Regions from separate parts of the Homo sapiens genome. Here region 1 is linked to region 2. Evidence: read pairs that join two places in POLR2A ChIA-PET (ENCODE). Cell type or tissue: B cell. All regions are shown on one strand. Links, peaks and the distances in the headings refer to the core of each region. The heading gives the core; the rest is flanking DNA. Region 1 overlaps STK4 (serine/threonine kinase 4). Region 2 holds the start of ZNF334 (zinc finger protein 334).

Region 1 (5,382 bases), core at 73-5,072, 1.5 Mb before region 2:
GTTATCTGTATAAAGTGATGATGGTATCTCATTTGACCATCACAAATGAGATACCATCACATCTTGTAAGGTAGTTTGTATTATTGTCATTTTACAGATGAGAAAATTCAGGTACAACAAGGTTAATAAGGTGTAAATGATAGCTAAATGTAGTGTTGGTAGGACTCAAATCCAGCTTCTTTACTTTCAAAATCTAGTGGATCTGTAGCCTCCAAATTGACTAGATACACAAACTTTATTTTGATATTAAGCTGTTAAGGGAAGATGGAGTAGGAAGCAAAGAGTGTGTGTGCTGTGTTTACCTGATACTAATATTAAACAGGCTTAGATTTTAATTAGTTTCCATAATATTTTAAGTATTATTGTAAGTAAGAGGAGCAAGGACAGAAAGATCTTGTGGTACTAGAGTGAATACAATAAAACAAAGACTGCCACTTCCATATTGTACCCCAGTATAGATGGGGAGACAACGTAAGCTTTGTTTTCAGACACACCCGGGTTCAAATCCTGGACTGATAACACAACTGGTTTCAAATCCTGGACTGATAACTTATGTGACCTTGGGCAAATCATAAACCCCTTTGAACCTTTTTACATTTACCTGTAAAATAGGGATAGTCATCTCATCTTCATTTTTTGTAGGAATGAATTGAGATGGTGTACAGTCTCTAGCAGATAGCAGGCATGCAGTGCATGGCAGCTACTATATTACCATCTCATAAGAATACATTCATTACAGTTTTGAATGTGAAGCTTTCAAGATGCCATTTTGTTGTAGTTCTCTTGACAGTTTTTTCCCCAAAAGTATTTTAGCTATCTTAGTTTTGCAAGTGTATATGTATTAGGCACTTAGGGATATATGTTAGAACTATCAGTTGCTTGTGTTTTACCACTTCTTATATCTTGGCTTGCTTTGACTTTATAAATGTTCTTCTTCTCCCAAATGTATAGGTCCTATGGCAGCGTATACAAAGCTATTCATAAAGAGACCGGCCAGATTGTTGCTATTAAGCAAGTTCCTGTGGAATCAGACCTCCAGGAGATAATCAAAGAAATCTCTATAATGCAGCAATGTGACAGGTAAAGGCATGTGGGCTTCCTTTGGGGAGAATGTGGTTTTGAATTAGCTATGATTGTGTAGAGTTTGATACCTAGAGACACATTTACTTAGATATTTTGCAGAAGGGAGAATTCGATGGAATCACTGTGCATTTTCTTTTCAGAAAAAAATATGATGATAATGGTTGTTTTTGTAGCTAAACCTCCGTAATTTTTATGCATGGTGTTTTGTTTTTTTTTTTCAATTTTTCTTTTTTTTTTTTTCTGAGACAAAGTCTCGCTCTGTCGCCCAGGCTGGGGTGCAGTGGTGCAATCTCGGCTCATTGCAACCTCCACCTCCCAGGTTCAAGTGATTCTTGTGCCTCAGCCTCCCGAGTAGCTGGGACTACAGGCATGTGCCACTACGCCCAGCTAATATTTTTGTATTTTTAGTAGAGATGGAATTTCACCATATTCGTCAGGCTGATCTCAAATTCCTGACCATAAATGATCTGCCTGCCTCGGCCAAGTCCCAAAGTACTGGGATTACAGGAGTGAGCCACCATACCTGGCTTTTTTCTTTTCTTCAGTGAGCCCTTTTAGAAACTAGGAAGAAGAGGCAGAAGGTGGTGCTTGCTTTTTTTTGTGTGTGTGATAATGATCTTTTTTACTTCCTATTGAGAAAACATTTCTGCAGAGATAGCCAAGAACAGATAATTCAAATGTTTTTTAGTTCTAGAAACCTTAGAATATCAGGTAAATCTATAAAAAAAGAGTAGTTATGTATATACTACTGTTTGTTCCTTCACATTAAAAAAAATTATTCTAGCTGAGAGTACCTACGTATTTATTTTTGAGGAACTAAGATTTGTCAAATGTTGTAAGCAGGAAGTCAGACCAAAAGACAACCACAGAAAACCACGTGGTTTGCTCTGAAATTCCATGACAACATGGGTTGGTCACTGATAGAGCAGGCTTCCCCAGCACTATTTAGATTAGAGACAAACACAAAGTTAGGGGCAATGCCAGCTCTAGGGAGCTGAAGATGGGTGAGAAATTCTCTCAGTTGAAGCTGCATTCATTCTTCTGAAGGCTTTTTGGTCAGCAGATCAACTTAGTACCTGCTGTTTGCAAAACTTCTACATTAGGGTTTAGGTGGGGCTACCTACCAAAAAATTAGTCCAGAAGCCTTTCAGTCTCACAGACTTGGGAATGTAGTCCTTTCTTTTTTCTCTCCCTTCTTTTTTTTTCCCTTCTATTTTTGTGATTACTGTCTACTAGATAAAATCCCCATTTTTCTTGATTGGATTGACCAGATGAAGGTGGCAGTTTTCCATTTGCTCCTTTTTCAGATACATTTTGGAAGTTCTTTCCATTTGGCAAATTGGGACTTTGTCACTTTCGATAGACTGTGCGGGAGCTGTGTTCCAAACAGAGTATGGAAATGTCTTTAATTAAAGAAGAGATATTTTCAAGCGTCTACTCTGTGCTAAGCACTGTAAGGAATACAGTGAAATACAGAGCAGAGTCCTTGTGCTTTGGGAGTTTATAGACTAATTGGACAGGCTAAGTATATATATATGTAGAGGAGAATCTAGCCAACAGTGCAAGTCTATAGAGAACATATTCCAGTAGTAAATACTTGATAGTAATGGCCTACAGTATTTAACTCCTGTCAGTACTGTATTACAGGGAGAGTAAATGTGTTGATATTTACCTTAGACACTTTTTTCATTAATATTTAATGTGTGTGTGTGTTTTGCTGTCCTTGTCACTGGCATGTTTCCTAAGGTTTGAAGAGGAAATTGTAAGAGTTCTGAGTTAATGAAGCCAATTTGGTTTTAACATCAGTTGTTAGGAAACTTCATTTGGCCATGATAACAATCTAGCCAGTTAAAGCTGGCAGCTCTCAGAGGGCACATTATTTTATTTTAATAGGATATTTGATTTTTCTCTGAATTTCTTGTTTGGTATCTCTCTTCCAGCTTGAGACCTAAAATTCCAGGTTTGATCCTGAACATTTTTTCTTTATAATAGATTGTAGTATGTGTATGTTTTTATTACAAAGTACATATGACTTCTTAGAAAAATTCAAATGAAAAGAAAAGAAAATCACTTTTCCCTTTGGAGAAATCATCATTTTTTCTTTTTTTTGAGACGGAGTCTCCTCACTCTGTTGCCCAGGCTGGAGTGCAGTGGCGCGATCTCGACTCACTGCAAGCTCCGGCTCCTGGGTTCATGCCATTCTCCTGCCTCAGCCTCCTGAGTAGTTGGGACTACAGGGCCTGCCACCACGCCAGGCTAATTTTTTTGTATTTTTAGTAGAGACGGGGTTTCACCATGTTAGCCAGGATGGTCTCGATCTCCTGACCTCGGGATCCGCCCACCTCGGCCTCCCAAAGTGCTGGGATTACAGATGTGAGCCACTGCGCCTGGCTGAAATCATCATTCTTAAACACTGCTTGATACACATATTCTTCCAAATCACTTTGGAGTTTTACAGTAATTCCTGTTTTGTAGCCTGCTTTTTTGTTTGTTTGTTTGTGTAAACACAGTATCTTCTCATGTTATCACATAGTCTATAACATTTTTCATGGATTCATGATATTTTATTATACGGCTATAGCATTCTTTGTTTTTTTTGAGATGGAGTCTTGCTCTGTCGCCCAGGCTGGAGTGCAGTGGCGCGATTTCGGCTCGCTGCAACCTCTACCTCCTGGGTTCAAACAATTTTCCTGCCTCAGCCTCCCGAGTAGCAGGGACTACAGGTGCACACTGCCACGGCTGGCTAATTTTTTGTATTTTAGTAGAGACAGGGTTTCACCATCTTGTCCAGGCTGGTCACGAACTCCTGAGCTCAGGCAATCCGCCCGCATCGGCCTCCCAAAGTGTTGGGATTACAGGTGTGAGCCACTGCACCTGGCCCTGTATCATTATTTCTTAAATAAACTCCCTAATGTTGGATGGACATTTAGATGATATCTAAATTTCCACTTTTGTCAATAGTGCTATGATGGTAACTGTTACTTTTTGAACATTTATAATTCTTTTTTGAGGATAAATTGTAGACATAGAAATGCTGGTTAAAGAACTCACCAAGTTTTTTATACTTTTGTGATTTATTACCCTCCAGAAAAGCTATACCATTTTGCATTCTTATCAGGAGGTTGTCCATTTTATCCTTAACTATGAATAATTGATCTTTCCAGATGAGGAATTAATTTGTATATACTTGCTAGCATGAATTAAGAGATATTTGAAGGCCATTTTATTAATTTGTATTGTCTCTCTCTCTCTAGCCCTCATGTAGTCAAATATTATGGCAGTTATTTTAAGAACACAGACTTATGGATCGTTATGGAGTACTGTGGGGCTGGTTCTGTATCTGATATCATTCGATTACGAAATAAAACGGTAGGTTTACCTTCTAGAACATGCAACTGAGCTAGTTTCTTATGCCATCTTCTTTTCTCTGCCTCTTTTTCAGGGCATTCTCCTACTAGAGAGACGACTGTCAGATTTCCCCTTTTCCATGGTTATTTTCCATCTTTATTCTTTTATGTCTCCTAAGTGTGACAGCTTTTTTTTTTTTTTTTTTTCAAGAGACCAGAGTCCCCTGTCACCCAGGCTGGAGTGTAGTGGCACAGTCATAGCTCACTACAGTCATAGCTCTACCTCCTGGGCTTCAGTGATCCTCTCACTTCAGGCTCCTGAGTAGCTGGGACTACAGGCGTGTACCACCATGCCCAGCTAATGTTTTGTTTTGTTTTTTAATTTTTTTTTTTTGTGGAGATGGTGTCTCACTGTGTTGCCCAGGCTGGTTTCGAACTCCTGGCCTCAAGCAATTTTCCCACCTCGGCCTCCCAAAGTGCTGGGATTACAAGTATGACCCCCCCATGCCTGGCAATGTGGCAGTTTTGACACCAATTTAGTCCAGTGATTTTTAGCATGCTTTGGTTATTTCTTACTGGGAAGAAAATGACTGTTAGATCTTAGTTATAGAATGAATTTTAAATGTTTAAATTTGGATTTGGATTTGGGTTTCTGCTTCTACCTAGCGTGTTCACAAATTAAATTCCTGTATTTCCTGTTAATCAGAGAATAATCCCCTTATGAAAGATTATTTGCTGATACTGTGGTTGCAGTATAAGACCTAGGAGTCATGGGTTTTAGTTCTGGTTCAGTTACTTAATGTCTTTATGTATTCGTTCAGTAAATATTTCTTGAACACTGTTTTAGGCCTGAAGGATCTAATAGTAAATAAAACAGATGACAACTCTGCTGTCATGGTAGTGTACTTCGGAATAGGGCAACAAAAGCAAATTAATAGTAACTATTAATAGA
Region 2 (5,382 bases), core at 183-5,182:
TCAGGAGACTAAATGCAGACCACCATCGTTCTTCAGAGGGGCTCAATGTGGGTGGTCCCTTCCATCAGGGGCATGTGGCACATCTGCGGAGACATTTTTGCCTGTCAGGGTTCTGTGGGATGCTGTTGGCATTTGGTGGAAGGAGAGGGAAGGAAGGATGGTAGAGACACTGCAACATGCAGGACCTTCTCCTACAGGAAAGAAATGTCCCAAGTCCTGTATAACTTTCTAATCTTAAATATTCATATAAACGAAAAATCCTGTTTATAATGATCTGAGCCTAGAACCTTATTCCATTTGGCACTTGAACACATAGTATTTTTATATATTTTTTATGTATATTAAATTTTCTTCAATGTAATAGTGGATACATCAAGCACAATTTGTATTTGATTTGAACTGGAACTTCAGGGATTTTCACTCTTGAAAAATATCACAAATGGCAATGCTATGTACAGTATTTGAATCATGACACATCAGTCCCATATCAGTGAGAACTTGTAATTATCACGTTCATAGAAATTTAACCTAAAAGTAATCTGTATAAACACCAGACTCCTCTTCTTTTACTATAGTTTTATCTGGGCAAGTCTATATTAAGATACATATCATTTTTAATTACTTTTTTATTTTTCCTCTATATTCGAGTTCTATTGATTTTTTTAAAAATTACACAAGTAAGTTGTATTATCTATGATCTCCAAAATAGGATAAAGGGAGGATGGCTTTTAGTTGGGATTTCTAGAAAACAGATCCTAAGGCAAGGACTTGGTCTGCATCATTCCATCTGGGAACTCCAAGCCGGGGTAGTGAGGGTGAGGGAAGTAAGGAAGGGAGGAAAGAAAGGATGTAAACAATGAGATATGAGAGGCATTAGCATGCTGCCCACCAACTCACTACAAGCCCCAAAGAGGGGCAAGTTTCCTCAGCAGGAGCATGGGGTCAGCACGTGGGTCAGCACATGGGACATCTCTGGGAGGACCACCAGGAGAAACTAACCTTGAAATAGTGCACAGAATAGAGAAAGGATGGGGAATTCATCTGCCCACCTCCTTCTCATTTTCCATTTCCCTTCATTCAAGGTTCACCCACGGTGAGTTAACTTGCGCACACTTCCAGGTTGCATCATCTGGCTCCACCATCTGGCCCCTCAGGAAGCTGGTACCACACCTCATGGTGTGTGGTTTCATCCAAGTCTAAAACAGGAGGCAGCCTGGTGTGGGTGGGTGGCATTAACTAAGAGAGATAAAGGGGATGGCAGAATATGGAAGGTTTGCATCCCAATATAGCTCCTAAGAAAGTATGTTCTGTAAAAAGATATGGGTCTGGCAGAGTTGAGAACCACCTCAGCACAGTTTGAATTGCTTGTGTAATATCTTTCTCTTTCACTAGCACATGAGCTCCATGAGGACAGAGACAGTATCTCCTTCATTCAAGCTGAATGTAGACCATCTAGCATAGCGTATCACACACAATTGTTTGATCAATATACAGTTGTTGAATGAAAGGTCCAGAGTGGTAGGAACTGAGAAGAGGCAGGAAACGGTCATGACATACATAGCCTTACAGGTCATACCAAGGATGCTGAACTTGTATTCTGCAAGTGGCGTGGAACCTCTTAAGTCATTTCTGTATTAAGACATGATCACGTTGGCATTTTGGAGGAATTGGTCAGTGTGAAGAACAGCCTTGAGGTGGGAAGAGGAAGGGGCCAAGCAGACTGCTGAGAAAGCTACTAATATTATGACAACCCACGAGAAACTGAGGCAGGAGAGGAGGAGATGGAAGTGAAAGGACAAATTCAAGAAATGTTTATGTGACAACATTAGCAAGCTCGACAAACAGGTATGGTAGGACGTGAGGAAAAGGAGAATTAAGATGGACTTCAGGCCGGGCGCGATGGCTCACGCCTGTAATCCCAGCACTTAGTGAGGCCGAGGCAGGAGGATCACGAGGTCAGGAGATTGAGACCATCCTGGCTAACATGGCGAAACCCCGTCTCTACTAAAAAATACAAAAAATTAGCCAGGCGTGGTGGCGGGTGCCTGTAGTCCCAGCTACTCGGGAGGCTGAGGCAGGAGAATGGTGTGAACCTGGGAGGCTGAGGCAGGAGAATGGTGTGAACCCGGGAGGCAGAGTTTGCAGTGAGCTGAGATCGTGCCACTGCACTCCAGCCTGGGTGATAGAGTGAGAGCCCATTTCAAAAAAAAAAAAAAAAAAAGATGGCCTTCATTTTCTGGCTTGTCTCGCTGGTCAGATGGAAGCAGCACTGATAGGGAAAAAAGAAGCAGCAGCACATTGAGCAAGTTGTAAGTATTATTTCCATGTTGGATATGAGGACTCCATGTGCCTTCTGGACATCCTTACAGAGATGTTCAGCAAGAATCTCAAGCTGAGGTCCTCAGAGGCAGAAATACCTCAGAGCATAAAGACTCACAAGTTAAAACCACAAAGGGCATGAAAAAAAATCAGAAAGAATAATGGGCTAACAATGGCATAGCAATGTTCATGAAACAAAAGATTGTATAAAAGATATAAAGAAGACATGATTACAAGCTGGGTGTGGCAGCTCACAGCTGTAATCAGTGCACTTTGGGAGGCCAAGGTGGGAGGATCACTTGAACCCAGGAGTTCGAGACCAGCCTGGGCAACATAGTGAGACCTCATCTCAATTAAAAAAAAAAAAAAAAGACATGATTACAGAGCTACAAAGAGAATCATGTGAGTGATACCACAGACATTATCAGAGGTGCCTATTAGGGAGGGGGCAGTCATACTGTCAAATGCAACAAAGAGTTTGGTAAAGTATGAACTGAAAGATACTCATTGGGTTTGAAAATATTTAGGTTACTGCTAAATTTTTCCAGAACAGATCCATCAGAGTGGTGGGGGCAGACACCAGACTGTATCAAGTGGGTTGAAATGAGACAGGCACATGAAGAAGTTTTACCTACAGAATATAATATTGAATTGTTCCCTCTAGAACTTGTTTTATAAGTATAGCTGAAATAAAGTTATGGGGCATTATTTGAGGAACACTATTTTATTTGTTATAGGTTTTATCCATTTATTCTAGGTCTTATCACTGGATCATAGACATCACAGAGAACCATCAGAATGCTGCCTGTTCGGATGACACTGGATTGGTTCCCTGTAATTACTGTGCTCTGCCTGGGTATAGAAGTCACAGGAAACCCATACCATTTCTTTCTCAGCTGTTTTTGGCAGAACTGTCTCTACTTCACTTACTCAAAGATCATCCAAGAAAATTTTTAGATATAAATGATGGGAAAACCACACAAAAATCCAGTGTAAGGGCTATCTCATATTGTCTGGGCCTTTCTGGAACCATTTGAGTAACTCTATAGGAATATATGATTTCTGTATATCTATGTCCACTTTTCCAGTATTGATCGAATACTCTTCTCTGATGCTGAATTTTATACATTTCGTTTCATCTGCAAACTACTCTAAACCTCTTGAAATTCACTGTATAATGTGAGAAGTAAATCCCTGAGCAACTTACCTGAAATTTTTTCATTTTCATGTTCTCTTGAGAAAGGGCCAAGAGTGTTGAAAGCAGAGCTGGGTAAGGAAGAATGGCGAATGGAATCATGAGCGATTTGGCTCACACAGCAGCTCTACAATTACCTACAAAGCCACACACCCATTTAAAAACATGGCCCTTTGACCAGTCTGGTTCAGGAAGCAACATGTTGAGGAAACGTTCACTTGTCCATTTATAGTTCTAGAATGGTCTCATAGAGCTTTTCTTACTGAGTGAGTGTCAACAAATGTTTTCTACTGAATTACTGTCAATCTATGCCTCCTTTGAAAAAAATTGAAAACGTCTGAGTCCAATTAATAGGAGACTAGGTCAACGAAAGTTAGTATATACAAAGCCTGGAACACTATTTTGGCATTAAAATGGACTCTAGGATTAAAAGATTTCTTGGAATAGGAAAATGATATTATGTCACTTACCTGTTTTCCTACTAATGTGTTTAGCCACTTGAGATGACAGAATCCAGAGAGAATGAATGAAAGTGCTTTAAGGTGTTTGTCTTTTTGACAGTTTGGTTTCCCTTAGCTGCAGTTTCACAAGAGGACCTTTTACTAAGAAACTTCTTGTGGTAGGTAACGTAAATGTGGTAGATGACAAAAGCCCTGACCTGGTACTCAAAGGACCAGAATTCAGTTATTGGATCTGTCACTAGCAAACTGCATTACTGAAAAAAATATTTACTAAGTCGTAATTTTAATATAAGATAAATTGGTTTTTAGTCTTTCCTTTACCCCTATCGTGTAGCTCTGTAAGGGGTAAACTCAGTAAATCCCAGGTGAGGTGATGAACATGGTTGGTGCAGCTCTGAATAAACAGAGGGTGGAGATGGTAGGGAATGACATGTATGTGTTTAGGAAGTGATGAAGACATCATTTCCTTATTTATAACCAGTACTCCTTCCCTCCAACCCAGGACTCTCGCAGATACCTCCAGTGAAGTGTCTTTTCCTGTCAAATCTTGACCCTGCCCATTCCAGCTCACATCCTTCTTCCGAAAGTTGAACTGAACTTTGCTGAGCTATAATAATCAATGGCTGCAAGACTAAGTGCATCAGCAGAAGTTCTGGAAAGAGGTTCTAGCTACTTGGATGCGTAAACCTTTCACCTTCACCAAGCGCCTTCTTCGGGCAAATCAGGGCCCTAGAGAGAGCTCGCCCGTGGCCTGCAGGTCAGGAGCCCAATCCTGCCCTGGCTGCCTCGCCTCCCGACCACAGGAAACCCTCCCTCCAAAGACAGGGAGAGCGCGCGTCCACCCTCCGCAGACCCGAGGCCCGCTCCGCCCGGCCCCACCGTTCCCTCCGACGCCCGAGTGCTCAGAGCTCGCCGCCAGCCCTTCCTATAGGTTGTGGGTGCACCCGCTTCGCCTCCAGTTCGCACCAGGTCCAAGTCTCGGCGGGACCAGGGATTCACGGGCTGCAGGACCCTCACCCGGAAGAGCCTGGCGAACCGGAAGGGCGTCCAGGTAAAAAACAGGAACAGCACATGCGCAGAAAGGCCCCCGGGCCGCCTTTCCCGGGGCTCTCCCGGGCCCCCCGCCGGCTTTCCGGACCACAGTCCCCAGAAGGCGTCGCGGCCACCGCCCTACCCTGAGGGATCTTTGAGGAGCTTCTGCTTTAACTACAGAGTTTAGGTGACTGCTGTGAATCATCAATACGAAAAGTAAAGTTTCATATCCGTTTCACCGAAGTCTATAGATGAGAAAGGAAAATTCTGCGAAATGAAAATGACTGCTAAAGATATTCCAGCAGAATATAATACTAACGACCTGCAGAAAATTTCTCCCAAACAGGATACAAAATCATTGCTGGCTTTCAATAC

Evidence for each region. Peaks named below come from ENCODE experiments on the same cell type or tissue, not always from the same donor. Only the 100,000 strongest peaks of a DNase experiment are listed, where the experiment ranks them.
Region 1: POLR2A ChIA-PET joins it to region 2 with 7 read pairs; 1 of 35 experiments calls an interaction of 5 or more read pairs at or near these places.

What each region holds. Positions count from the first base shown.
Region 1 is chr20:44,977,492-44,982,873 of GRCh38, forward strand. It overlaps STK4 (serine/threonine kinase 4), which reads left to right. Exons shown (of 11, transcript NM_006282.5): 3 at 952-1,080; 4 at 4,338-4,452. Among named protein-coding and RNA genes, the nearest start is that of STK4, 14 kb to the left of the region's middle. In B cell, for the core only: no CTCF peak of the experiment used is centred there; a DNase peak (open chromatin) is centred at 1,960; H3K4me3 peaks cover 1,908 bases; H3K27ac peaks cover 5,000 bases.
Region 2 is chr20:46,508,556-46,513,937 of GRCh38, forward strand. It overlaps ZNF334 (zinc finger protein 334), which reads right to left and starts at 5,004. Exons shown (of 5, transcript NM_001353824.2): 1 at 3,985-5,004; 2 at 3,527-3,585. The coding sequence starts at 3,547. RefSeq lists a silencer at 5,044-5,278. In B cell, for the core only: no CTCF peak of the experiment used is centred there; DNase peaks (open chromatin) are centred at 4,916 and 5,066; H3K4me3 peaks cover 736 bases; H3K27ac peaks cover 241 bases; H3K27me3 peaks cover 1,406 bases.